Regions from separate parts of the Homo sapiens genome. Here all the other regions are linked to region 1. A link is a loop called in an ENCODE intact Hi-C map of the cell type or tissue named here. Cell type or tissue: GM12878. All regions are shown on one strand.

The links. Peaks named below come from ENCODE experiments on the same cell type or tissue, not always from the same donor. Only the 100,000 strongest peaks of a DNase experiment are listed, where the experiment ranks them.
Region 2: it touches region 1 in a loop (3.0-fold over the local background); 1 of 110 quality-filtered maps calls a loop at or near these places.
Region 3: it touches region 1 in a loop (3-fold over the local background); 1 of 110 quality-filtered maps calls a loop at or near these places.

What each region holds. Positions count from the first base shown.
Region 1 is chr7:42,938,533-42,943,532 of GRCh38, forward strand. No RefSeq gene overlaps it. Among named protein-coding and RNA genes, the nearest start is that of MRPL32, 8.7 kb to the left of the region's middle. In GM12878, a CTCF peak has its summit at 2,908 (motif pointing right); a DNase peak (open chromatin) is centred at 2,909; H3K27ac peaks cover 813 bases.
Region 2 is chr7:43,313,071-43,318,070 of GRCh38, forward strand. All of the region lies in intron 4 of HECW1 (HECT, C2 and WW domain containing E3 ubiquitin protein ligase 1), which reads left to right. Among named protein-coding and RNA genes, the nearest start is that of MIR3943, 160 kb to the left of the region's middle. In GM12878, a CTCF peak has its summit at 1,964 (motif pointing right); a DNase peak (open chromatin) is centred at 1,441; H3K4me3 peaks cover 491 bases.
Region 3 is chr7:43,162,828-43,167,827 of GRCh38, forward strand. The region is part of intron 2 of HECW1 (HECT, C2 and WW domain containing E3 ubiquitin protein ligase 1); the gene reads left to right. It overlaps HECW1-IT1 (HECW1 intronic transcript 1), which reads left to right. Exons shown (of 7, transcript NR_135295.1): 7 at 99-360. Among named protein-coding and RNA genes, the nearest start is that of MIR3943, 14 kb to the left of the region's middle. RefSeq lists an enhancer at 1,742-1,801. In GM12878, no CTCF peak of the experiment used is centred here; a DNase peak (open chromatin) is centred at 2,134; H3K27ac peaks cover 655 bases.

The DNA.
Region 1 (5,000 bases):
GTTGGCCAGGGTGGTCTCAAACTCCTGACCTCGGGCGATCCCACCTTCCTCAGCCTCCCAAAGTGCTGGGATTACAGGCATGAGCCAGTGTGCCTGGCCTTTAACTTAACTTTCTACAGTTAATTTCTTATTTTCTTCTACCTCTCTCATTCCTGTGTCCACCTTGAGCCCAAGGTTTGCTATTTTGTTTCTTGCCTCATTCAAAATGAAAAAAGTGAGGTAGCTATTTAAAACACATAATGATAAGCAACTTAGGGAATTATAGTTAAAGGTAACATCGGTAGACAAGATAAAGCCCAGGGAAGTATTTACAGCAAAAATACATGCTGCAGTAACCTGAACACATACTATATTAGGCAGCATATTTGACTCAACATTTTTTTTCTTTTTTTCTTTTTTTTTTTGAGACGAAGTTTCACTCTGTCGCCCAGGCTGGAGTGCAGTGGCACTACCTCGGCTCTCTGCAACCTTCACCTCCCAGGTTCAAGCAAGTCTCTTGTTCTCAGTTTCCCAAATAGCTGGGATTACAGGCACCGGCTACCATGCCCAGCTAATTTTTGTATTTTTAGTCCCGACCTCAGGTGATCTGCCCACCTTGGCCTTCCAAAGTGCCAGAATTACAGGCTGAACATTTTTTTCTTTGGAAAGAAAGAAGATTCACTTGCATGGATCAGTCTTCACAAAGTAAGACAGATAATCTAGAAGATGCATCACTATCTTGGTACTAAGGCCTGAAGTGTACTAAGGCCTGGGGCTTCATAATGAAAATTGTATAATGGCGCAATCTATGTTAACATTCCTAGAGGTAAAATCACCAATTTCATTGGGTATGGTATAGGCCAATGTTACGTTGAAGTGCAATTCAGTAAAAAATTTTTAAAACTTCCAAAGTGTTAGAATCCCAGCAAATAGCTCTTTCAAGGCTGGGCTTGATCTAAGCATTAAAAAGTTGAAATTCCAGAGGAATTGGTTATCTGCATATTATTTAGACAAACCTCTACAGATAATTATTTTTAACCCTGAGAAGTCATACAATGCTGTGTGTCAAAGATAGACTTGAGGTGGAATCAGTGGTTCATGAACACTGGGGATGAATATATTCAACTGCCTACTCAGTATCCTCAGTTGACTAATAGGTTGCAAAGTGTATCTCCAGGTAACAAATTGTCCTTTGATAGTACAGACTGAATGTATTCATGTATTGATCTGGCTGCTACAGATGTGAGAAAAAAACATTCTTATGTTGAAAGCTTAACCTCCAATGTGATGGTATTAGAAAGTGAGGCCTTTGAGTGGTAATTAGGGAATAAAGGTATACCCCTTATGAATAAGGCTGATGCTCTTATAAGAAGAGACGCAAGAGTGTTCTCTCTGCCCTCTGCCATGTGAGGCTCCAAGGAGAAGGCTGACTACAAATCAGGAAGCAGGTCTTCACCAGAACCAAATCTGCCAGCACCTTGATCTGGGACTTTCCACCTTCCAGAACTGTGAGAGATGAATCGTTGAAGAAACGCTGTTTGTTAATTTCTTAACAGGAGCTTGAGCTAAGACAGAGGCTCTATATGCAGGTAACCTAGTGAGAGTACGTGGGCAGAGTGACTGTTTTCTGTTTTCAATTCATGAATGGAGAAACTTATTATAAAATGCATCCCAAATTAGGCAATTATTAGATAGCAAAACCAGATATCTAGTCCATGTCAGAAAACCATGTCATAAAGGAGAGTACTTTCACTTTTACGAAGGGGTTGTCCCATCAAAGTTTTCTTTATAATACATTTTATCACTTCATGCCTCCAGTTTTTACTATGGCAGAAAATCATTATGAGTTGGAATTAAACCAATTATGTAACTGATTCAGGTTTTGAATTAGAAATTAATTCCCTTGTCCCTACTCATTCCCTACAACATGAAGATGTTGAGACATCTTACTAGGTTATTTTGGAAGGAGTCATTCTTGACTCTGACATCCCACCTTTTCTCCCTTTCACATCCAACCTGCGAGCAAATCCAAAAATCCCATTGATTCTACCCTCATTATATACTTAGAATCTGGCCATTTAACATGAAGATTTATGCATACATATTTTTTCTTGGGAAACCAAAAATAGTTTTGGTGCACTATGGATGACCCTAATGTAAATAAATTGTGATCTTTTAAAAATACGATTTTTTCATAATTTGTGTAGTGTGACTTTTAAGTTAAAAATTTATTATTTAAAGAGGTTCAATGAGTAGGGGCCTTTGTAACATTCATGATACGGGGATTGCCCTCCCACTCTCCTCAGATAACTGTTTTCTACACCTGCCTCCACCCTCCCATATGCAATTATGTTTCAGGGGCAGGATTTGCCCCTCAATATTTCTAAATCTGTGCTAAGGAATTCTGCTACGATTAGTGTTTTTCTGGCAAATACACAAACATAGATGCTCTGTCTTCAACTGCAATTTTTAGGGAGCAGTGTCATTCCATGGTCTAGATTAGTGAATAACATTTCCATCTTGCCTTTGAAACAGGATGGTGTCGCTTCCAGCTGCTGTCCTCTCGTTTTTTCCACAAAGGGCATCCAGAACAGCAACAGCTAAGGCAAATAGAGAGATATTCCCTGGTGCTCAGTGGAATGTCCCTGGGCTACTCTTTACCTTACTTCCAACCTTCGTGTTACCCTGCCCCTGTGTTCCTCTGCTGGCCCCGGTGACGGTCTGTGCACTCACCTCCTCCACGTTTGTGGAGTCGCTAGTAAGCATTAGGCATGCAATTTGGAGGTAGGACAGGAAGAAAGCTAGAGGGTTAACGAGTTCCAGTCTCTGGACCCTGGTGTTCAAGCTCAGAGCCAGCTTTACAGTTTCAGCCTTTAAACTCACATGAGGAACTGCTACAGTTTACTAGGCATCAGCAAGCCGCTCCACTAGGGGGCAGCAGGTGAATTGCACTGAAATTCTCAAATGAAATAATAAACCATCAGGTACAGCAATGCTGGGGACATTGTCTGTTTCTGCCAAAGCCATCAGCCTGTGGCTAGCAGACAGGATTACTGCAGGGGGAGAAAAGGCTGTCTGCAACGCTGAGTGAAAGCTAGAGGCTGCCAACAAAACTGAGCCTCCCTATCACTGTGTCCAGGGCTTCTCTCCCTCCGCCCTGGGTCAGTTTGCTCTCGCCAGTGTTCCCTCCTTGATCCTCTTCTTTTCCAACCCTACATCCTTGGGTACATGCAGCCAGCTTAATTCTAAAATCCTTTCCAAGAGCATCTTTCAGGATAAAAACTCTTTTCCAATATTCCCCAATATTACATTTCGGTAACTAAAAAGAACTACTGATTTTCTCATTGACATTCTTCTAATCAGTAGTTCTCAACCAGGGATGATCCCCTTCCCACCCCAGAGGACATTTGGCAATGCCTACAGACATTTTTGGTTGTCACGCTGGGGTAGGGGGGTGAGGGATGATGAGAGCTACTGCCTTCCAGTGGGTAGAAGCCAGGGACGATGCTCAATATTTTCCTCTATCAGACTCAATAACACTAACTTTTTTGAATAAAAAATGTGACATGAAAATATTTTAATTTTCTAGAAGTCTCAGTGAGCCATCTTATTTTCTTCCATAATTTAAATATGCAGTGATGACCCTCAGGTCTGTGTATCTAGGTCTCATTTTTCTATTAATCTCCAGACCCATGTTTCCAAATAATACGAGATTTCCATTAGAACGTCACATAAGTCTCAGTAGATCATAGCCTAACAACTTTTCCAAATCTCTCCCTGTAAATTTGCTTCTCTGATAGCCTAGCTTGGTTCGCTTATTCATTCAACAAATATGTCTAACATTTCTCCAACCATAGACTACCTCTGATTGACTAATGGACATTTCGGGGTTAGCATATTGAAAACGGAACTGCTGATCACCCCTATCCCTTACCCCACTAGCCAAACTTGTACCTCATCCAAACTTTCCCACCTTGACACAAATCAAATTGCTCCAGCAAAATCCTACTCATTCTTGATTTCTCCCTTCTCATCCCACATAAGCAACTCCTTTGACTCTACCCCCATAACATATCCTGAGTCCCAAGTGGCATTCAGTTTGGAATGACAGGAAGGGATGCCAGTGTAAGGAGAATGTGCTGGGAAGGGGCAAGAAGGGATCTAGGGAGACAGGCTAAGGGTCTCTGGAAGAAATCCAGGCTGAAGATGATGTAGCCCAAATCAGAATGGTGGCCAAGGACAGAAAGAACTAGAGGAAATAGAGATACATATTTCAGAAGTGGAATTGGTGAGGACTTGGTTGTAGAAATGCAGGAGAGGGGAAAACAGGATAATTCCCAGGTTTCTAGCTTGAGTAACAGAGAGGATGTGATTAGGGAGCCTGTGAGAGGTGAAGGCAGATTATGCAGGAAACTCAAGATACCCATTTTCGAGAAGCTACATTTGAAATACTTATTGGACATCGAAACTGAGATGGCAAGCAGGCTAATGGATATGTGAGTATGTAAATTTGGAAGCAGTCAGCAGATGGAGTGTATTTAAAGCCATTAAAATGAATGAGATTATCCACAGCAAGTACTTATGAAAGAAGAGAACCCGAAACTGAGCCCCGAGGAGAGGGGTAGCCTGTCGAGGAGGACATTAGACTGTCACGCCACAGATTCCAAGAGGGAGAGCATTTCAAGAAGAGGAAACCAGCCATCCTGTCAAATGCTGCTGGGAGGTGAAGATGAGGATAGGAAAGTACCCAATGATTGTGGCAATTGGAATTCATCTGCAAGATGACAAAAGTGATTTTATTTCAGTGTTGATGGCAGAAGACAGACTGGAGTGGGCTAAAGAGAAGATGTTTGCTGAGGTGGTAGAGGCCGTGTTCCTAGACAGTTCTTCCCAAAAGTTTTCTTCTGCTAGGGAGTAGAGAAATGAAGCAATAGCTAGAGGAAGATAGGGAATTAAGAGGCCACTGTGTGTATGAGTGTCTGTAAGTGTGTGCACTGCAAACTGAGAGATCAATATGTATT
Region 2 (5,000 bases), 370 kb after region 1:
ATCTTAGCTGACTAACTAGTTCTCAGGGAAATATTCTTGGGTCTCTTAAAGGTTTTTCCATCAGCTTGGTTAGTGCGTTTATAATACACACATTAATGTAAAGATGGAGGTACATAAATTGTTGAAATTTTTACACAAATAGCTGTGACTAGCTGAACTGGATTTCCAAAAGTTAAAATTCAATTTATTTCTGAAAAAAAATTGTTCTTGAATAAAAGTAGATACTATAGATTAAGAACAGAGATTGCAAAATAACAGCCTAAAGAGCATTTTTTTTTTTTTTTGAGATGGAGTTTTGCTCTTGTTGCACAGGCTGGAGTTCAGTGGTGCGATCTCAGCTCACCGCAACCTCTGCCTCCCGGGTTCAAGTGATTCTCCTGCCTCAGCCTCCCAAGTAGCTGGGATTACAGGCATGTGCCACCACGCCTGGCTAGTTTTGTATTTTTAGTACAGACAGGGTTTCTCCATGTTGGTCAGGCTGGTCTCGAACTCCCGACCTCAGGTGATCCACCTGCCTTGGCTTCCCATAGTGCTGGGATTACAGGTGTGAGCCACTGCCCTCGGCCGCATATTTTGTTTCATTTACATTGTTTTGTTTTAAATTTGATTGATTATCCACACTTAAAATGTAGAAGTTTCAAGTTGAAACACAACTTTCTAGCTTCTTTCACAAAAGCCTCCAATTTGGCAGCCTGAGCCTGTGATACCACATGGTTCTAATCAGCTGGAGTTAAGCGTCTGCACCCTCCCTAGACTGGCCTGTAACCTTCAGTGTTGCCACAGTCCCCTCCCACCCATTCGGACCTTCATCATGAGTGTCTTTTGTTTAGCACTTGAGGCAATTAGGTTTAGGCTCCGAATCTAGGGTTTTGGTTTGATTTGGTTTGGTTTTGGTTTTGGTTTTGGTTTGTTTTTTGGTTTGGTTTTTTATTGAAATGGAGTCTCACTATATTGCCCAGGCTCAAACTCCAGGGCTCAAGTGATCCTTCAGCCTCAGCCTCCCAAAATGCTGAGATTACAGGCATGAGCCACCATGCCCAGCCCAGATCTAGTTTTGAGTCAACTCAAGGGCATCTTCCCGCAGCTGGTGAGTGCTGATGTTATTCCTCAAGTTAGGTACCCACTGGAAGAGAAGCCTGTTTGGGGAGAAGGTAATGAGCTCAAGATGGAATTACTGAGTGTGGAACACCTGAGGGACGTGCGTCCACAGTGAGTGAATGAATGAATGGTTCTGAAGCTCAACCAGGGATCCGAGCTAGGGTTGTAGATTTGGGATAACAGACACCTTGGGGGTGGATAAGCTCACTCTAGTGTTGTGTATAGAAAGAGAGCACCAGATAGTCACAGTGAGAGGGGGCAGGGGAGAGGCAGACGAGGAACTCAAACAGAAGAAGAGGAGGTGGTGAAGGGGCAGGATAACCAGGAGACTAGAGAGAACAAAGAAGAGGGTAGTAGAGGAGGGGGTGGGTAGCCATATCAGGTATTACGAAACTCCATGAATGAATAAGATCTGGTGTTAACATGACATTTTGACTGAGACAAAAGTAACCACAACTTATCATCCTAGAACCTTAATTTGACAGTTTGTTATTCTCATTGTAGCTACACATATATAACTGTGAAGTTATGTAATGCAAAATGCCAACACTTTCAACGGCATAGCATTTCAAAAATAACTTCCAAATCCGAAATTGTCTGTGAATCTTAAAAGTCAATAATGTGTAAGTCCTTAGTAGCTTATCTTCCACATTTTCCGTGCTTTGCCAGAGATCAAATCAGAGATCTAGGCTGAGAAATGTAGAGATGGTGATTTCATCTCATCTGTCATTTCATGAATGAGGAGATGTCGAATCAGTGGCTCCCACAGTCACACAGCTGCCTCCCCTGGCTCAGGACTCATGCTGCCACAGGGGTAGCACAGCATTGTGGTGCAGTGTTGGGTATGGGCCATGGCACATCCGTGTGCCATCAAATGTCCAGCAGAGGCCAGGGTTGTGATGCTTTCAGCATGGTAGGACTTCTAGAGCTCTCAAAGCAAATAGGACTGTTCTGACATAAGAGGGGGAAGATACCTGGATGTAGAGGGTGAAGTGTGGCTGCTGATTTATGGAACCCAACTCTTGAAGAATTAAAGTTTTTCCTTTACATCAGGCACCCTATTAGAATCTAGAAGAGCAGAAGCTGTATAAGGCACAAACAGAATTCTTGTGTCCAAAGAAACAATATGAAGGAAAGGCCACAGAAGGGGAGAAAGTGGCATTGATTTTTAGGAGCTCCTCTATCACTTTATGCTTAGAGTTCCTGCTTCTGCAAGAGAATGGCGCTTCTACATCATTGGCCTAGTAGTAAGAAAGACAAGTAGATTCTCCCCATATCTCCCGTCCCATTATTATTGTTATTATTATTATTATTATTATTATTATCATTATTACTATTATTTTGAGATGGAATCTCGCTCTGTTGCCCAGGCTAGAGTACAATGGCACGATCCCAGCTCACTGCAACCTCCGCCTCCCAGGTTCAAGCGATTCTCCTGATTCAGCCTCTCAAGTAGCTGGGATTACAGGCATGCACCACCACCCCTGGCTAATTTTTCTATTTTTAGTAGAGATGGGGTTTCACCATGTTGGCCAGGCTGATCTCAAACTCCTGACCTCAGTTGATCCACCCACCTCGGCCTCCCAAACTCCTGGGATTACAGGCGTGATCCACCGCGCCTGGCCCTGTCCCATTATTTAGTGAAGTCATGGTCCAGCCACAGTGGGAGAATCCTGGGAGATTTTTTCCCAAGATTTGGTTGTCAGAAAGCATGAATTACTCTGAAAAATGGAAGCCATATCTTTTTTCTGATGGGTGTAGGAGACCTGGGTAGTATATTGATTCTCTCTTTTAATCAGTTATGGGCTCACTTGCTCATTCCACTCTTAACAGCAATAGCATGTTTGTTGTCCACTCTTCTATTATAGATTATGGCATGGAAATCATAGCTATGATTTTTATTTTGAAGACAAATCCAGAGAAAATATATTACTTGTTTCTTAGGTATGTCTGTTTCTGTAAGCTTTATTAGACCTTTCTGATTAAAATTATAATAATCCACAAAGATCCTTTCTCTATTATAAACTGAGGAGCAGGTGGTAGGATTCTACACACCAGAAGAAATGCATACCACTCAGAAAATGTAATCTTTTCCTGAGGAACTTTTCTGTACATGTTATGTACAAAATGTACGATGACAAAATCTTGAACAGTACTGATGTGAGCTAGTGCTTCAAGTTATTATTAATGGTTTTACATAGTAAGTGTCATAGGGATTTGCAATAGAGGGCCCTATTTTTGGCCCAGATTCTAAGCAGAAATAGCTGCTTATTAGATGTTGGACACTGGTCTAAGACCACTAGCTGTATTAGCTCAAGGAATCCTTTCAACAAGATTTTGAGGTAGGTACTTATAGTATTTATCCTCATTTTGTAGTGAGTGATTAAATAAACTGCCTAAGATCACATAATAATGGTAGATGTAAGCTTCCTGCCTCAAAGGGGATGTAATATTGCTCCCACAAAGAGGCTTCCATCATGACAAGAATGCAGAAAATAACAGCCTCCTGGTAGAGAGCCTAGAGCACCCATTCCACACTGAGGTGGAGAGTGTGGCTTGGCCCACAGCATCCATTCCAGTTCTCCTCTCCCCTCCCCTTTTCTCTCCTCCCCTCCCCTCCTCTCCTCTCCTCTCCCGTCCCGTCTCCTCCCCTCTACTCTCTTCTTTCCTCTCATCTCCTGTGCCTTCCCCTAGTGCAGAATCTGGTCCTCTAAATTTACATTTCCCAGACTCCCATGCAGCCATGTTCTGGATGCAAATTCGATTCATTTAGCTGCACCTGTGCAAGATCGGGAAGGTGAATATGTGAAATGTGGGGAAGCTTACATCTACCATTACTATGTGATCTTAGGCAGTTTATTTAATCATTCACTACAAAATAGGGATAAATACTATAAGCACCTACCTCAAAATCTTGTTGAAAGGATTCCTTGAGCTAATACAGCTAGTGGTCTTAGACCAGGCTCTTGGGCCTGTGGCTGCTACAAGCATGGCCTTGAGAAATGGAGCTTTTCTGCAGCAGCATCCTGTGTCTACTCTCTAGCTTCCTGGACACCAACAGGCAGTGGGGGTGGGGGCAGGCAGTGACCTACTCCGCTTGCCACTGGCTGGTCACTGTCTTCGCCGGTGGAGAGACAGCCGCCATGGCCTGGACAGCAGCCTCCTGCCCTCCAGATTGCAGTGACTGTACTGAGTTTTCATATTCAGCAGGTCCCAGGGCAGCCCTTGCGAGTGAGGCAAAGGCATCAGCCTCGTTGGAGAGCCAGTTAGGCAGTTATCCTGATTCCAGAGGCCCTGCCTAGAGTCCACTTCTCCAGCCCTGAATTCCCTGCATTAAATCCCTTTCTGCATAAAATATGTAGACTGATTTTGGATTTCTGCAGCTGACCCTGTCAATGCAGTTTGATTCCTAAGCAAAGACTAGTAACTTTTCTAACAACTGGTAACAAATGCCTTTGGGGAAGGGTTTGACCTCTCAGCCCAGGCAAGAATACTGACTACTCTATTTTTCTTGTGTGATACTTGTGATTAAGTGTTATTGTTAGTGTGAGGGAAGGGGATGCTTATCAGGACTAACAGCCAGTCCTTTAAAATATATTGTGTTTAAATGTGTACAGCAAAATATACTTTTTTCTCATTATTGTGTGTGTGTGTGTGTGTGTGTGTGTGTGTGTGTGTGTGTGTTTGCCATCCTCGTCATCCTTTGCTGATTCTTCCCACCTCCCCTTCATCCTTTTCTCATTCATGTTCCTGTGGTTCCTTGATAATTAACCCCCTTTTGTACATTCTATATTCTAATGAAATTACCTGTTTTCTTGAATAAATCTCCAAATATATTAGAAACTCCCTGAGAACATAGACCGTGACTTGTTCACCAGTGTATCCCCAGGGTTTAGCACTAT
Region 3 (5,000 bases), 220 kb after region 1:
TGTGGGAGGCATTGTTCTAACTACCTTTACAAGCATCATCTGAGCTAATCTCTCAACAACTCTATAAAGAGGCAACTATTGTTACTGTTGTTTTACAGATGAAGAACATGAGTCTTAGAGAAGTCAAAGAAGTTGCCTAAGGTCACATGAGCAGTGAGCAGAGGAGTTGCTTACCTTTGTTAGACTCCAAATCCTGTGTGACTATGAAACTCATTAACTGAAACAACCCGGCACCTTTGGACCTGTGCAGGCAAAGGCAAGGGAGTTGACCAGGAGCACACAGCACAGACGAGAACAGTCCCAAAGCCTTTTGCTGTATCCCATCTGTGCAAACCACTCCCAATAAACAAACAAACACACACCAGGCTTCTTGAACAATTTCTCCCCGTTGCCAAGCTATTGGAAGAAAAGAACGCAAATCCGATCAGATTCATTACTAGTTTGAGGATTGCAAATACATTTCACCTTGGGTTGGATTGCGAACCATATATGGAAAGGACACCATGTTGATCAGTGTGCATGCACACACACATACACACCCCCACTGTGTGCAGTGACAGAAGTGCTCATTGTGTGCCAAACACCACCCTTGTTCTGTCCGGGGGGAGGTGCTGCGAAGACTGGGGAGATGGAGGCAGGCTCTGCTTCTGGCTGGATTCCTCAACCCACCTCCCTAGGCTCCCTGACCTTCCATTTGAAGGTCCAGGCCAAGTCGCAGACCATATGCCAGTTATCCAGGGAGCTTGCTACAAGTCACCCTCATGCTCCTGGTCTTCCATTCCCAGCCGTCAGCCAGAACCCAGATTCAGTGACCAGTTATGACCCCTGGGAAAGAGTTGCCCCAGGTTCGATCAACTAAGCTCCCCCAAATGGCTCTGCTTTAATTCTTCCTAATCTTGTTCATTCCCTCCTTGCCTGCTACATGTGGCTGCCAGGAACCCTCACATCTTGGGTCTAACCACTGAGAAATGGTGGAGATGTTTGGATTTGATGGAAGGATTTGGACAAGCAAAGATGAGGGTATTGCAGGTGACTCGAACAGTTGAGTACAACTGTAAAGAAGGAAGTCATTGTCCTGTTCTGGCAAGAGCAAGTAATTTATTTAGTATTTCTAGAATCTCAGTCTAAGAGAAAAAACTGGGCCTTGGGTGACAGGAGGTGGGCAGGAGTTCATCCTGCCCTGGCTGGCAGATTTCACACAGGGAGAAGAGCCAGGGCAGGCAGCGAAGAGAGCGGTTGGAGGCCCAGGCTTGGGTGGAGGTAGTGGGAATGAAAGGGAGCCAATACATGGGGGAAGTCAAAGAGCAGCTAAGGACCAGGCTGGGGAGAGGAATGGCCAAAGAGAAGTCAGAGTTGGCCCGAGTCATCTGGTCTGCATGGGCTGGAGACAGGGAGGCAGCAGAGAAGGCAGGAGGAGGAAGGGCTCAGCCATTGGCACTTAATAGTTATTATTTTTATGATTTATTTATGCCTCAATTACTTTCAAAAAATTAAAGCAGCTAATAAAAAGTGCATGACCAATAAAATGTTAGCACATATTGAAACAGTGTTTTGCATAAGTTGAGTTGAAGGTGCCAGTGGGGCCTCCTGGGGGAAGATTCAGCAACATTGGGAAATCAAGAAGGCACCAGGGTGTCCTCTGGATCGAGCCTTGAGTGGAGGGGGCTGCTCGGCATCTGTGCTGTGTGCCCAGACTCCCCTCAGTGCACCCCTCCTGTGCTCCCCATGGGAAGACACACCCCTCCCTCCTTCCTTTATCAGGCCTCCTGAGGGTCAGGCCCCTGCAGGGCCAGCAGCCATGGCACAGTCCTTGGTGCATAGTGGGTGTGTTTCAGGGCCACTGGACTGGACTTTCCTTTTGGTGTGGAGGGAGGGAGAAGCAATGGAGAAAGAGGCGAGGACAGAGAGCGCCACATCCTGGGGTCAGATCTCCAGGACTGATGGTGCATGTGAGGCAAGTGCAGACTCTTCCAGAATTAGAAAGGAGATGCCGAGCATGCAGCCGCGCTTCCATGGTGTATGATTCAGAATATTTGTCCTGCACTCTGCAGGTCATCATAACACAAGCTCATTCATCAGCGAGTGTCTTAAGAGTGAAGAGTCATGGCTGAAAGCAGAAGGATGAATCAGTGGTTTCTAAAGGTTCCTCTCTCTCTGAGTCAGGGAATGCCCCTTTGTCTATATTTGTAACTGCTCCCTTGTTTCAGAACATTTCCACTTTTGGAGAAATGCCATAAGTTAGTCTGGCTTGAAATTTGGTTTCAATAGTAAGGCCTTCTCAATCCCTAAATGATGAAAATAATAAAATAATGGAAATAAAAGGGATTTTAATTTTCCCTGGCATCTATTTCAAGTATTATTACAGTGCACTGATTGTTTGTAATGTTTATTGAAATGTGTCAATTTCCCTTTTTCTTTTCCTCTGTTTTCACTTTTGTGTCCAGAGTTGGAGATTTCCAGAACACATTGGCAGCCATGTGCATACAATTTCCAACTTTAGAACACTGTGTATGAATTATGTTACATATCATGAGGTTAGAAAATAATGCAAAGGACACTGGGCTTTTGGCGGGGGGGGGTGTTTGTGTGTGTGCACACAGGTATGTGTGTGTGTTTGAATACAACAGCCTCTAATGACATCAAAGGTCATTAATAACAATTCAATCAATTATCCGTGAAGGTGTAAGATGCTTACTCTGTGGAGTTTAGATAGATTTGAGAACATAAGAGTGATTTTATTTTTGCTTTTTGTGCATTTGAAAAGGACACAACTCTCCTATGCAGAGTTTTTGGTTTCTGGTTGTATGATGCTTTTTATCCATACATAGGCGTTGTGAGCCCACTCTAATCACTTAGATTTTTTTTTAGTAATAGTTTCCTTACAATCAATCATGCCAGCAGTTGTGAAAATATGCTATAAGCTTTATATTAAGACAAATAAAGTTGAGATGCTGTGTCTCCAGCAGAAATAACTTCCTTTCTATTTCTTATTTCAATCAGTCATGCCAGAGATATAAAACCATGCCATCAGCCATTTGCATGTGTTGAGATTCTGAGTCCCAATGCAGATTTAAAAGAGGACTTTCCCTCTAACTCCTTGCCTATTAATATACTCATTCACTCATTCAATTATTCAACCAGTGTCTATGAGCTCCTGCCGTGGTTCAAGCACAGCTGGAGTGGCTAGGTCACAAAGATGAATTGGACATGGTTAAAAGTCTTCCTTCCTCTCTGGTGAAGGGATTTTTGTTTGTTTGTGTTTTTGGTTTTTTTTGAGACAGAGTTTCACTCTTTCGCCCAGGCTGGAGTGAAGTGGTGCTATCTCAGCTCACTGCAACCTCTGCCTCCTGGGTTCAAGCAATTCTCTTGCCTCAGCCTCCCAAGTAGCTGGGATTACAGGCACCCACCACCACAGCCAGCTACTTTTGTATTTTTAGTAGAGATGGGGTTTTGCTATGTTGGCCAGGTTGGTCACGAACTCCTGACCTCAGGTGTGTTCCACCTGCCTTGGCCTCCCAAAGTGCTAAGATTATAGGCATGAGCCACTGTGCCTGGCCTGGTGAAGGAGATTGACTTTGAAATGGTGAGTGATAAGCTAGATGCCTACCCAAGCTATAATAGTATTAGGATCTAGAAGCAGCACCCAGGCCAGCTGCAGGGTGGAGATGGATGAGGGAAGGCTGACCCCTGAGCCAACTCTTATTATTACTGATATTTTAAGAAAAGATAGGGGTTAGTCACATTACAAGTAAAAGCTTTTCTTTACTAAAAAGATGTTTTGTTTATTTCACATTGTACAGTATACATTATCCTTCAGATTACATTTTATTGATGATTATAGATGATTCATAACTTGAGAGGAAGTATAATAGGAACCTTTGTCCACTAAAGAGTACTAAGACACTGAGGTGAATGCTGCAAACCATTCTGTTGGTCAGGTGGAAAGGGCCCATTTGAATTATTGATCTTAATTAATTACCAGCACAGGACTGAGGGTGGGGCCAGGGAGGGCAGCACAGGCCCAGGCCATGGCTGGTCATGGGTGATGACAGGTGCTCCTGGAGAGCTCAGCAACTGTGGCCGCATGTGGATGACCCCGTGTGCCAGGCCCCAGGGGACTTCACCTCTCAGGCTGTAGGCAGCCACTGAATGACGCAAGGCAGGCAAGAGGCATGACCAGAGTGGGATGTTTCCAAAAGACCCCTTTCTGATGAGATAGTGGATTCACTTCCCATTGCTATAACAACTTATCACAAACTTTATGGCCTAAAGCAACAGGAATTTATTCTCTCAGTTCTGGAAGCCAGAAGTCTCATATTAGGTATGAGAAGGGCCATGCTCCCTTCAAAGGCCCTAGAGGAGGATCCTCCCCTATCCTCTTCCAGCTCCTGGTGGTGCTTGACCTTTCTCGGTTTGTGGCCACATAACTCCAGCCCTTGCCTTCATCTCCACATGGCCTCCTTCCCCTATGTCTCTGTGTCTTCTCTTCTATTCGAGGAATACTAGTCATTGCACTTAGAGTCCACCCTAAATCTAGGGTGATTTTATCTCAAGATCCTTGCTTAATCACCTCTGCAAAGAGCCTCTTTCCAAATAAAGTCATATTCTGAAGTTCTAGAAGGGTGGATATGAATTTAAGGGATCCACTATTCAACAACTCCAGATGGAGGGAGGTTGGAAGAGGTTCGGAGGATGAGGTCTAGCAGGACATGGGAGGACATTACAGAGGAACCTACAAGAAGTGAAAGAGAATGCATAGGTGGCATGCTGGGGCAGGTTTCAAGAAATGTGTGTTCAGGAGGAATAAGGGAGGAAAGGGTAAAAAAGAAGGATGAGGGATTGTGGCGTAAAAGCCAAACCTTCACAAATTTGCTTTCCACCCATGTAGGTATCTTCTAGCATTAAGTTCTAGTTCAAGTACCACCCTCTCTCCTGTAATGGCTGACAAAAGTGTTACTAGGATCACCTCATTTAATTCTTAAACAGTACTATTATGATCA